3 separate regions of the Mus musculus genome follow, and all the other regions are linked to region 3. A link is a contact called in ENCODE Hi-C or POLR2A ChIA-PET data. All regions are on one chromosome and are shown on one strand. Each heading gives the region's core, a stretch centred on a gene start or an enhancer-like site at or near the end of the contact. The rest is flanking DNA. Distances are from core to core; before and after follow the strand shown.

Region 1 (3,985 bases), core at 508-3,007, 230 kb after region 3:
TCTGTACAGGATTTAACCAAGGTCTGACCTCCTTATACATAATCGCAGATTAAAGGTGCCAGATAACTGACCTCATTTTAAAAAGCAATCACAACAGCTACAATTACATTGCTATGTGGATAAACAACAGATCGAACCCAATGCAATAGGTCTTGGGGTGACAGTTCCAGTATCTATGTGACACTGATAACAGGCAGAAATAATTGCTAGTTAGAAAATGCAAAATAGTGCTTTTACAATGCACACAAAGTCAGGCTGGTTGCACAGACTCTAATCTTGGCTATCTAGGTGAAGGCAGGAGAATCTAAAATTCAAGGCCAGCCTCAGAAACTTTTTTTTGGCAGGGTTTCTCTGTGTAGCCCTGGCTGTCCTCGAACTCAGAAATCCCCCTGCCTCTGCCTCCCAAGTGCTGGGATTAAAGATGTGAGCCACCACTGCCCAAATGGTAGAGAACTTGTCTATCAATTTAAAAAACAACAACAAAGGTTAGAGAGATGGCTCAGCATTTAAGAGTACTGGCTGCTCTTCCAGGGGATCTGGGTTCAATTCCCAGTTCACAACTGTCTGTAACTACAGTCCCAGGAGACCTTTGTCTGGTCTTCCAGGGCACTGCACACACATGGTACACAGATATGCATGCATAAAAAACACCTATATGCTTAAATACAAAAATTAAAACTTTTCTTAATGAGATATTAGGACTCCTGGACCTGTGATTCACTCTCAAGAGAAAAAATCGTGGGCAAGGCACAGAGAGAGCATGGAGCGTAGGCTACAGCTCAAGAGGGAGGGTTTGCTTTGCACAAATGAGTGTGCTCCCCAGCATAGCCACAAAACAAAATAGTACCCAGAGCGAAATACATGCTAAGGAGCCTGGACTTTTATCCTCTAGTCTAGATAGCACGACTCAGTATCATTACTGATAACACGACCAGCAAGTAAAAAAAGTCCTATGTTCTAAGGTTAACAACCTATAAAGTGAATTGCTAGTTTGTAACCAGAAACAGGAGGATACTCAGAAACTTAGCTATATGTGTCTGTGCGGCGTACATGTTGGTGTTTCCACTTCTGTAGCTTCTCCATGAACTGGAAGCCCATGACTGTCTTGAGAGGCAACGTTTCCACTCCCGCCCTCTTCGAACTGCACAAACCCAAGGCAGGGGGCTTGGCCAGAGTGTACACCAGACCCAGTAGTTCACCAACGACCCCCGGAACAGACCTGTCCTGCCCTAGTATACCTACAATAGCTCGATCTTCACTTACCCAGGGGGCCCTTCCCGGCGGCCTTGGCTTTTAGCTCTTCGAGTTTCTTCTGTTCCTCCTTTTGTTTCTGCTTGAAAGCCTTATCTTCCTGCAGAGAGGCAAAGCAGGTTCACTCCAGTCCAGTCGCCCATACCCTCAGCGCCCGCCCGGCCTCCGCTCCCGTCCTCACCTCGTCCATCTCCTTGGCCTGCTTCTTGGGCTGTTTCAGGGGCTTCTTTTTGCCACCTGTGGGCGACACGAGCATGCTCGGCCCATCCCCGCCATCGATCGCCCTCCCATGGTTCCCCATCCATCCGTCCCACCCCCGATCTCCAAATAGCCTTACCTTCCCGGCCCGACATGGCGCCTCCAGCCCCTTCACCAGCCCCTGATCGTATGCCGGAAACAGGACTTACAGCCTTCGCTTATGCCGCACCTATGCGTGGCCCCTGATTGGCTGCTAGGCAGGAAGTCACCCTCACGTATTTTAAAGGATGCCTTCAGGGGCGGGTGCTGACCGGTCAGGGGTCAATTGAGTGGCAGACGCGGGGCTTTCTGCTGGAGCCTAATAGGCTTAGGCAATTCAGGTACGGGGCGGAAGGCTCCTTCTGCCTGGGTTTATCCGAAACCGTGGGAGTGGGGGATGGTGTCTGCCTATAAAGCTTGTAATCCGGCACAGAAAGAAAGCATTGCAGGTGGAGGGGAGGGTACATGCAAGTGCCTTTCCGGAACCGAGGAAAGCTCAAGTGGCGGGCACGAGATGGGATAGGAGATGGCAGAAGTGGGTAGTGGCCAATTATCACCCAGTCCTCAGCTTCAGAAGCCGCGGGAAAAAGTTCGGACTTATTGAAACAATGAGTGCAAGTGTTTGCAAATTCTTTCTTCTAGTTCGTTTTTTTGAGTATGTACTTTGTATAGATACATTGTATTCTGGACTGAGGCTTGAGGAACGCTGACATTGTAGCAAGACAAACCTACCGCAGAGCAAATAAGTAAAATACGCATCACACCTTATGTGACCTGTGTGGGGAGGAAAAAAAAAAAAAGCAGAGAAAGTGGTTAAGGAATGCTCCCTTGGTGGGATGTCATTTTTGCTAGGGTAGTTAAAAAAGACTTCTCCAGGGGCTCTCTGAGCAGGACTTTAGGAAGGCCAGGGAGACAACTGTGAACAGGGAAGAGCTAGGCAGTGCCAAGGCCCTGAGTGGAAGACGGCCTTGTGTGTTCCAGTCCTTCATATGATTGGAAGGAGTGAGAAAGCAGTCGAAAATGGAGAGACAATGAGAGTCAGATCCCCTGAAGCTGTGGAGAAGGCGTTGACTTTTGCCCTGAAGAAACTGCGGGACTGTTGAAGGCTGTTGAGATGGAATGGAGATGAGTGAGGGGTAGTCCAGCCATGGCATGCTAGCCAGCGAGACCACTTTGTATACCTGACAGAGATGGGGGTTGGGGAGACTCCTAGGCTTAGAAAGTCAGCAGGATTTTGCTAATAGATTGGATTTGAGTTAGGAGAGAAAACAAGAGGGATTAATTAGGGTGATGTGAGTTTGTCAGCCTAGCATTTGTACCTGAGTTCCCATTAACCACAGTAGCAGGAAAGATGGATTACTATTACGTTTCAAGCAGTGATACAGTTAGATAATATAAAATCCTGAAGAGATGCTTCAGCTGAAGAAGTGACGGAGGGGTGTGTGTGTGTGTGTGTGTGTGTGTGTGTGTGTGTTTGCTTGCTTGAATGAATGTGTGCAATAAAGGCTTGAACCTAGGGCCTCACTCATGTTAGGTAAGTGCTGTATAATTGAACTATATGCCCAGTTTTTGAGGGAAAAATCTAGTTATGAGTGTGTGAATGTATGTGTATATGAGAGAGTGAAAGAAAGACCCCAGAGGCCAGAGCCATCGGGTACCCCAGAGCAGGAGTTACAGGTAGTTGTGACTTGCCTAGTGTGGCTAAGTGCTAGGAGTCAAACTAATTTATATGCCCTCTTAGCCTCTGAACCATCTCTCCAGCCCAGTTATTATTTTTTTTAATAACAGGTTTACTGATATAAAGCTTACTATATAGCTTAGCTATTTAATTTATATAATTCAGTGATTCTAATACATCAAAGATTATACAAATATTACTACAACCAACTATGGAAGCATTTCCTCCCACTCTTTCTGGGTTTGAAATAGAGACTCACGCTGTAGACGTCTTCCTGCCCAGCCTCCCAAGTGTAGGGATTGCAGGTCTGAGCACCTTATGGAGCAGGCGGAGTCTTTTCACTTTCCTCCCAATGCTGGGATCAAGCCCAGGGCTCCCCGATACTGTACCACTTAGCCTAGCCCTGTGGGGTTTCTTGTTTGTTTTGTTAATATATTTTTAATTTTTACGCATGTATCTGTGTGTCTGCTTGTCCATCCATGTACCATATGCATGAAGCTGTGAAGCAGCAGAGGGAGTTGGATCCCCTAGAGCTGGTGGTTGTGATGTATGTCCTGGGAACAAAACCCTGGACCTCTGAAAGCAGCAAATGCCCTTAACCACTAGGTCATCTCTCCAGGCCCCAAAACCAGGTTTTTGAGTTTGTTTGTTTGGTTTTGGTTTTTGGAGACAGGGTTTCTCTGTGTAGCCTTGGCTGTCTAGGAACTCACTCTGTAGACTAGGCTGGCCTCGAACTCAGAAATACATCTGCCCCTGCCTCCCAAGTGCTGGGATTAAAGGCGTGCACCACCACTGCTTGGAGAGTTTTTTTTTTTTTTT
Region 2 (4,070 bases), core at 384-2,883, 140 kb after region 3:
GGTTAAGATATCTTGGTCACAGTCCTTCTGTCTATGCCAAACTCTGGAGAGTTGGTTTGAGACTTGATGAACTGACCCAAAGCAGAGACGTGAAAGGAAGGGATGTGGGCCAATTGTGAACGGGGTCAGCCTTGTTTTTCATGTCCCTAGCTTCTGGCTGGGCATATGTGAGGCAGGAAACCTGCCAGGGGTTTGGTGGAGGGCATCACTAGAGGGTAGTGAGATCGAGATTCAAACCCTGTTGCTGGGGCCTGCACAGAAAATATACAGTTTGGAGAGGCGGGGCTGAGCAGAAAGAAGAGGCCTGAGCTTTCTGGAGACTGGTGGGGGTCAAACGCAGAAGAGTGACTTCCGAACACCACCCCTCACTGGCCTCTAAGGGGTCATGTTCACTGGGGGTCGCCCAGCTGGAGAATTCGTTCATATGGTACCACTTTAGCCCTTAAGCCTGAGCTGCCAGCCCTGGCCCTGGGCCCTTGTCCCAGTACATTTTCAAAGGCAGAGAGGGAGGTAATATAATGAATGAGAACGCCCACATGTTTTTAAACAGATTTCTGAGGCTGACACATTTAATCTGTACCACAGTCTTGTAAAATTGATGACGTCTGCATCTCATTTTCCTGATGAAGAGACAGAAGCTCGTTAAAAAAAAAATTCATTATTAAAACACTAATTGGGGCTGGGGTTAGCTTACTTAGCATACACAAAGCCTTAGGTTCTCTAGGTTCGATTCCCTGCATAAACTCTGTGGAAACACTGGAGCTTGGAAGGTGAAAGCAAGATGAGCAGAAGTTCAAGGTTATCCTCAGCTACACATTAAGTTCCAGGACAGCCTGGCAACATGAAACCAGCCCTTCTTCTCCCCCCCAAAAGAAAGAAAAACCAAACAGCAATAAAATTATAATTGGTAAAATATAAATCCTGGGAAGAAAATCAGAATACTGCTTAGTGAGACCCCAAACAGCTTGTTCATATATTTCAGAGATTTAGCCTAAATTCCCCAGCAGCCAGGCCAAAACATGGTCGATTTTGAGATGTATTCTGTGTTTATGTCCCTAAGAGAAGGGAACTTTTTCTGTGTGGTTGAACAAGTTGTTCTTGTGGACCCGGGAAGTTTCAAGGCTAAAAGCAACCGAGGAGGAACGAAGAAGGTCCAGGAGGGCGCAGCGGTGGTTGACTTCCAGGGCAGCAAGTCAGTCATTAGAGCCATTCAGGGACAAGTGCCACGCTGGTCCAGACTATCCGGCTCTGAGGATCACGCAGGCCTGCTCAGCTTCTCCGTACCCTTCTCAGTAGGCGACTGTGAGGTCACATTTCTCAAGGGAGTAAGAGGCCACACAAGCTTTGGGGCAGGGCTGCAGCACCCTGGGCGGGACCATGAGTGGGGCCTATGCATATAAGAACAATCTGGTTGAGTACAGTAAACTTCACATCCGGGGCGGGGTCTGCATAATCCGGGTGTCAAAGGTAGCTAGTATTGAGCATGCGCGTTATCAACTCTGGTTTGACGGATGGGGCGTGCTTAGTCCAAAAGAAGCTATAGTAAAATTGGGCATGCGTAGTCGTAGGCCAGTGCCTCTTTAGTTTGGGTGGAGCCTATTAGTTCTGGGGCGGGCCTGCGAGAAGATTGACAAGAGTTGGAGCCGCTAGAGGGTGGGCGGGGCCGGAGGGGCGGGACCTCGGGTGGCCCGAGGTGGCCCGGTTGCTGGGTGAGTAGCAGCGCAGTCCGATTCATCCCAGCCCAGGGATGGCGTCTCCACGGGAACTGACCCAGAATCCCCTGAAGAAGATCTGGATGCCGTACAGCAATGGCAGGCCCGCTCTGCACGCCAGCCAGCGTGGTGGTAAGACCGGGGTCCTAAAGGAGAGAGAGAAGGTGAACCCTGATGGGTGGGTAGACGGCCTAGACGAGGGTCTCGAGTGAAAAGGCAGGAGACTGGTAGAGAAGCAGGCACCGGTGAGGCTATTGTAACTGGTGGGCGGAGTCGGGGACAGGTGAGAGGCTGAGAACAGGTGAGCGGGAGTGACCGTGGTACCGTGACAGTGGCCCGCAGAAGTGTGGTGAAGCAGGAGTGGGGACAGATGTGAGGGGACATCTCAGTCTGTTGGAGACTGGGTCTGACCCAGTGGATAGGCACCGACCCGAGCTGTTTCCAGTGCCTGTGTATAGAAGAGGACTTCGTTTGTGGCCGTGGCTCTTTACTCTCTCCTGGCCACAGAGTGGGCTAGCGGGAAGTCTGGCTGGAAACTGAGTTGTGTAGCTCCAGACAAGGCAGTTGGCTTCTTTGAGCTGAGAACTTTTGAAAGCCTAGCCATGGGCTAGTTAGTAGTCCTCAGGTACCCCTTGGTTTTAATGCCAAAGTTTTAGAGGAACTTTGGGGGAGTACAGTTGTCAAGATTTGGACAGTGGGAACGGCACACCATATGGACCTATATCTGTGCCCCTGGATGTGGAAGCACCCACTTGAGTTCACTGTTAAATAACTGCACAGGAGAGTCAAACATCAAAGAACTATGCTGGAATTTGTGAATTGCGAAGTGACTTACCTCTTCTGGGATCCTGAGTGTTCTCATCTACTTCCTTGGCTTTTCTGTTTGTTCTTGAACGAGTCTGTAATTTTTTATTGACAGGGAAAAGAAAAAAATTGTTTTATAAGTAACTCAAATATTGTAATGAATTTGCAGCTTGGCAAAGACCTCAGAGAACATCTCGTACAACTGGTGGCGCAGATATGGAAATGGAGATCAGGCTGTTGTGTGATGTGCCAGGGTCTCCGTGCATTCCTAAAGGCTGCTGTGTGTGATAAGGGAGGGGAGGGTCCTCTACGCTTCTGTGGCCAAGGCCAGCCTGAGGCCACGACTTTGACCATTACCATAATGAGAGGGGTTGGGAGTGGGGAAGGCGTGTGTTATATGATCATGACTTGGGTCCTCCTAGAATGGCAGTAGTTCAGAAGCAGACTGTGTTCCTGTGGGTGGTGGCTCTGACCACAGTATGGGTACTGGTGGAGCCATAGCTGTGCAGACAGACACATTCTGAGTCCTCAGGGGCTGTGGATTTAGCCTGGCCAGCTTCCAAAAGGAAGAATTAATCAGAAGCTCCTTGCCAGTCTATTAGGACAGCCGTCCAGACCAGAGGGTGGCTGCCCCCGTTACAGAAGGGCAGGGACCTGGACTTTGGGGACAGTAACGCTCAAGCCACATCCTGGACCAGCTGTGTGATCTTGGACAAGGAGCCAACCCTTAGACCTCAGCCTAGGATGAGACCATTGTCATTTTTGCCTCTAACAAGTAAATACTTGAAAATTGGAAGCAAGCTGGGTGTGGTGGTGCAAACCTTTGATCCCAGCACTCAGGAGGCAGAGGCAGGAGGATCTCTTTGAGTTTGAAGCAACTCAAAGTACATAGTGCGTCCCAGGGTGGTGAGGGCTTTGTAGAGTGACTCTGTCTCAAAAATAAACAAACAAAACAAAACACAAACAGAGGGAAGAAAGGAAAGTAGATCTCACCACCACCAATCTCCTTTTTGCCTTTTATTACATCAGAGTCGGGGACTGAGGTGTCAGCCTGAGCCAGACCCTTCTGTCTGCTCCCAAGGCCAGGCCTGTACATCTTTCCCTAAGTTCTAAGTATAGGATTGAAATGTGGCTCTTGTATCACGTGGTTGTGGCACGTGTCTTTCGTCCCAGGGAGACAGAGGAGGCATATGGATCTCTGAGTTCAAGGCCAGCCTGACAATGAGTTCCAGAACAGCCAAGGCTACATACACTTTTCTGGACGGGAGGTGACATGGCCAAAGATGAGGCTTACAGATGTGTGCCCTAGCCAGGGATCCCAGAGGTCACAGCACAGCCAGTCAGCCTCTCTGTATGCACCTGTGACCAGTGACCTGGGGCCAGGTTGGAAGACTGCCAGGACAGTAAAGCCCCTAGGGCAAGGAAGGATAGATGGCCTGACCAAGACCCTTCCGAGGAAGAAAATGCCTGCTTCTAGTTGGGGCTGCTGGTGGGTTTTCTCTGCTGTCCCCAGCTCCTCGGGGTCCCCAGCTCCTTGGGGTGTTGGTGTTGGTG
Region 3 (4,238 bases), core at 1,313-3,812:
GTGTGTGACAGGTGCAGGGGTGGGGGCTGAGGGAGGACTTTTATACATTTTTGTACCTTTGTAACCAGAGAGATATGCTTATGTTATTTTTCAGCTTTTCTGTCTCCCAGGGGTCTCGAGACTGGGCTAGGAGGGGGAAGGGGATGGGAGAGAGACACTCCACTGGGCGCTTAGCTAAGCGTCTGCTCTTTCATTTCATCTTACAGCAGAGTGAATGAGTCAGGCCCCACCTGCTCTTTCCCCTTCTCTTCCCCACATTGATCTGAACGTTGTTGTTGGGGCCCAGGGTGCAAATTTGATCTTTGCATTTTCTCCGATGCCCCTAGGCCAAACTCCTGTTGGGGGGGGGGATTGGTCTTGGAAACAGGGGTTCCTCCATCCTCCTCCTGAGGGCTCACGTGCTCCACTCCTCCCTGTGGGTGTGGATATGTATTACATGGAGTCCCTGCCGCTTACTGCCTTAAGACCTAGGACTGATGCTGCAGGTGCTGGTGGAGCAGCAGAAGTCATGTTTACAGATCAAGGCTTCCCTTTCTCCCTTAGGGAGGGACTTGGGCCTCTAATCAGACATTCCTAGGGGGGTGGGTGGAGGGGAAACTCCTTTGTCCCTCCTTCACTTGTCTGTGGTGCCATTGGTTCATTACACTGTCCCCTTGAGGGATGAGGGGGGCAGTGAGCAAAGGGAGCAGAAACAAGGGAACCCAAGACCCAGAATGTAGGTAGGTGCCACCGCCTCTCACTGCTTACAGGATCCTCCCTGGCACCAGGCTGCAGCAGTGGCTGCCCCACCTTCTGTTGGTCCCTTATAAAGGGACAGGTAACTGTTAGGATCCTGCTCACAAAACTCTCTTGTTAGTTGTCTGATGTCCAGTGCTGGGGACTTTACATTTTTGTTACTTTGTTTACAGATCAAGATTATTTTTTTAACATGGTTGGGTTTTATTTATTGTTTACAGCTTCAACCATTGAACTTACACACTTTGTTTTATAGTTCAGAATGTTTCCCCCTCTTTGTTTACAAGTGAAAGGTAGAAAAAGTGGGGGAGGGGCCTAAAAGACCCACCTGCGATGCCCCTGGACCTGGCCATCTTGAGGTAGGCTTCTAATCCCAACTTTTCCCAGGTCAAAGGTCAGCTGAGTCTTCTAACAGCTTGCCCCGAAAGTGGCTCAGGACCGGGGTTCTGTGCAGCCGCCACCCACCCCTACCCTGTGTTTACTCTTGGGAGGCAGTTTCTGAGATTCAAAAAAATCCCACTTCACTGCCTGTGCCAAATCCCACCAGCCAGGTCCCCAGCTCTCTTTACCCAGACTGACCCCTGCCCTTGAAGGGCTGAGAGGCCTGTCGGTTGGGAGAGTGTCCTTGCTATGTCCTAGGTTCTGTAGATGCCCGTCTCTGGGGTCCCCTTCCAACAGTGGCCCTCTTTCCTGTCTGTGTAAATTGTTCCGTGAAGCCGCGCTCTGTTTTGGGAATAAACTTCTATAGAAAACACTTGTTCCTCTTTCTGTCTCAGCTGTTGAGAATACTCACCCAGGATGACCTTTGTAGGACTCTGAGCTCTCCTCCCTCCAAAATAGCCAGTTATTTTTAGCCCATTTCATGGGAGATTTGGACCAGGTTCCCATTTCTTTCTGAAATATGGCCTCTCACCTTGTGACTGGAGCCTGAAGTTGGAGCGCAGGAGCTGCGCCAAGAGAAGCCACTTTCCTGGTCTAGGCAGTCATATGAGGGTTTCCTTAATATCCAGAGGCTGACATTTGTGGCCCTGCCCATTAGTCACCCCAAACCTAGGCGTTCCCACTTCAGTTCCTGCTTACCCACCCACACTCTGGCCCTTACTGGTCTTTTCTCACTTGGATCAGGCCAGAGCTTCCAGACCTGGAAAGGATCCTGAGTGCTCCATTTCCAGTCTAGGCAGCCAGGTGTGAAAGTGAAAGGGGGGGGGGGGGCTTAAGAAGCCACCCATGGTGACAAATACCTTTGATCTCTTCTTTAATCCCAGCACTCACTAGGCAGAGGCAGGTGGATCTCTGTAGACAAGTCTGGTCTACAGAGAGTTCCAGGACAGCCAAGGCTAAACAGAGAAAACTTGTCTGGAAAAAAAGAAATGGAGGTGGGGTGGGGCTGGTCTTGAGGACCACTGTGCCAGGTCTCAGAAGGAAAAATCTGAGGGTGATACTCACAGCTTGGTGGTCCCTGAGAGACCCTACAGGCCTAGATCTCCCACAGTTGAGGCTGGGGCCCCTGGTTGCACACCTAGGCATCCAGATCGGTCAAGAATGTCTCCTCTGCATAAAGTGGGGACCTTCTACAAAGCATACAATTAGGTCCAGCCACTTAAGGGCACAGAGGCATAACATTGGCCAAGCGTAGCGCTGGGCCTTCGTTCCAGTCCTCCAGTCTCAGCAGAATGCTCCAGCTCCCAGCAGGTTAACAAGAATCGCAGGCAGGGACAGAAGCTAGGCCGACGGGAAGGAAAGGGTTAAAATTTTATTCTCCGGGCTCGCCCCGCCCAGAGAGTATGACTTGGATTCCACCCCCAGAATTCTGATTGGTCTGATCTTGCACATCCTAGCGGTGGAGCTTGCGGCCGGCCAAGTTCTGGGCCTGGCGCCACCTTCTAGCCGGTAGTGGCCTCCTGGGGGAGCTGTTTGAAAAGCGGTACACGAGTTACCCTCTGAGGGCCATGGGACTTCCCGATGGGTCCGGTGAGTTGCAGGGCGCTGCCCAAATTCCGCGTGCCCGCGAAGCGCTAGTAGTTCTGTGACTCCCGGCCTGGGTCAATTCAGGAAGGGAACCTCCAAGTCCCCGACAGGCATTTCCCGTCTGCGGAGCCTTAGTTTACCGCCTTGCCGATTTTCCGAAGGAGGTTATCCATCAACAGCGAGGGATGGGGGCGGGCTCTGGCGCGACCCCAGCTCTTGAGGGTTGTACTGAACGTCCCTGGAGTGCTAATAAGGGCGCTGCAGGGAAGTTGCTGCTTACCGAGGAGTCCTGGCACGGGAGGTGTGCCAGCTGGGCGCGTTGGGACTGGGAGAGAAACCGCTGCAAGACAGGCTCTAGCCAGGCGGTGGACCAGCCGCGGCCTGAGTCGGCAGGGTACTGTTCACATTTGTCGCTGCCGGCCCTTGTGCCCTCCCAAAGGGAGGTGCCAAGCATCAAGGCTCCGCCCTCCAAGGCGCGTGCCGCCTGGTAAGGGGAGGGAGCCCTTTAAGAAGACTTGAGAGATCTTGAAGGAGGGGAGAGGGGCCGCTGAGATCTCCTGGAGCCCGCGGTGCAGAGAATCTCTGAAGATCTTCCTTGCGTCTGCACTGCTCCCTCCTCCATTGGATACCCAGGTTAGAGAGTCTTCCCAGGTGAGTTCCTACCCCTCTGGTGGGATTCTCTCCCCTGGTTATAGCCTCTCCTAGATCAGAACTCACAGGTGATATCTTTCCCACAGGCTAGCCCCTCCCCCCTGCCCACTCCAAATTTGTTTCCCCTGAAATATATTTATAGAGAGCTGCATTCCATATGGAGGCACCCCCCCCCCAGATCAGAGTTTCTTCTGAGAGACCCCCTCAGATCCTATTCTCTGGTAAAGTCTCCCACTTCCGAGAGAAGTGCCTCTCCAGAGAAGTGCCTCCCGATGAGAGATTCCCACACCCCCGGTCAGAACTTGCCTGGCTGGTGAAAGCTTTCAGGGCAGAGTTCCCTCCAGGTTGGATTGGCTTCCAAAAGCTCCTGTTCCCAGGTGAAGTCTCTCTACTTCGAGTGGGAGCCTGTCAAAACTCCCTGGAGGTGAGAGCTTCGACCCTGGAGTCTTGCTGGACCCTGTCCTGAAACTGGAGGGCAGTATTGCTTACAGACCTCTGGTTTGCTAGTTCTTATCTGTCAACTCGCTCTCAGCCAACAAGGTTGGGCTCCTGGTGGAAAAGCTGGAAAGGGGACTGGACAGGAATTGATTCAGGGAAGGAAGCCAAGGGCCTGAGAGGTAGGGGCTAGGAAGCGCAGTCAGTTTGGACCTGGACCCAGACCTGGACTTGGACTTGAAGTGGTACTCGGGGCTGGGCAGCCACACCTGAGCTGGATGTGTGGGCATGCTCATCCATCTCTCCCTTCCGGAGAGACTTTGGCCCAGAAAGAGTCTTCCAGCAGCCAAAGTTCAGATACTGCCTCTGTCAGGGTGTGAGCACGGGGCCCTCAGAGACCAGCAGAGTTAGCTCTACCCTTGATCTTTGAGCCCAGAAAACTCAGGTAT

What was found. A loop is a pair of places that touch in the nucleus more often than their neighbours do. ChIA-PET counts read pairs that join two places held with the same protein, here RNA polymerase II (POLR2A).
Region 1: a map of T-helper 17 cell shows a loop between it and region 3 (2.8-fold over the local background). The contact joins the promoter of Ccdc51 here to the promoter of Slc26a6 in region 3. A Hi-C loop is called at or near these places in 3 of 37 maps with a recorded cell type or tissue (T-helper 1 cell, T-helper 17 cell and regulatory T cell). POLR2A ChIA-PET finds 5 or more read pairs at or near these places in 1 of 5 experiments (embryonic stem cell).
Region 2: POLR2A ChIA-PET joins it to region 3 with 16 read pairs in embryonic stem cell. The contact joins the promoter of Pfkfb4 here to the promoter of Slc26a6 in region 3. POLR2A ChIA-PET finds 5 or more read pairs at or near these places in 3 of 5 experiments (Patski and embryonic stem cell).

What each region holds. Positions count from the first base shown.
Region 1 is chr9:109,080,739-109,084,723 of GRCm38, forward strand. It overlaps Ccdc51 (coiled-coil domain containing 51), which reads left to right and starts at 1,758. Exons shown (of 4, transcript NM_025689.4): 1 at 1,758-1,829. Tma7 (translational machinery associated 7) reads right to left here and starts at 1,643. Exons shown (of 4, transcript NM_183250.2): 1 at 1,589-1,643; 2 at 1,433-1,488; 3 at 1,264-1,351. The coding sequence starts at 1,604.
Region 2 is chr9:108,990,269-108,994,338 of GRCm38, forward strand. Pfkfb4 (6-phosphofructo-2-kinase/fructose-2,6-biphosphatase 4) reads left to right here and starts at 1,634. Exons shown (of 14, transcript NM_173019.5): 1 at 1,634-1,844. The coding sequence starts at 1,748.
Region 3 is chr9:108,851,481-108,855,718 of GRCm38, forward strand. It overlaps Slc26a6 (solute carrier family 26, member 6), which reads left to right and starts at 2,563. Exons shown (of 20, transcript NM_134420.4): 1 at 2,563-3,354. Celsr3 (cadherin, EGF LAG seven-pass G-type receptor 3) reads left to right here. Exons shown (of 36, transcript NM_001359572.1): 36 at 1-1,489.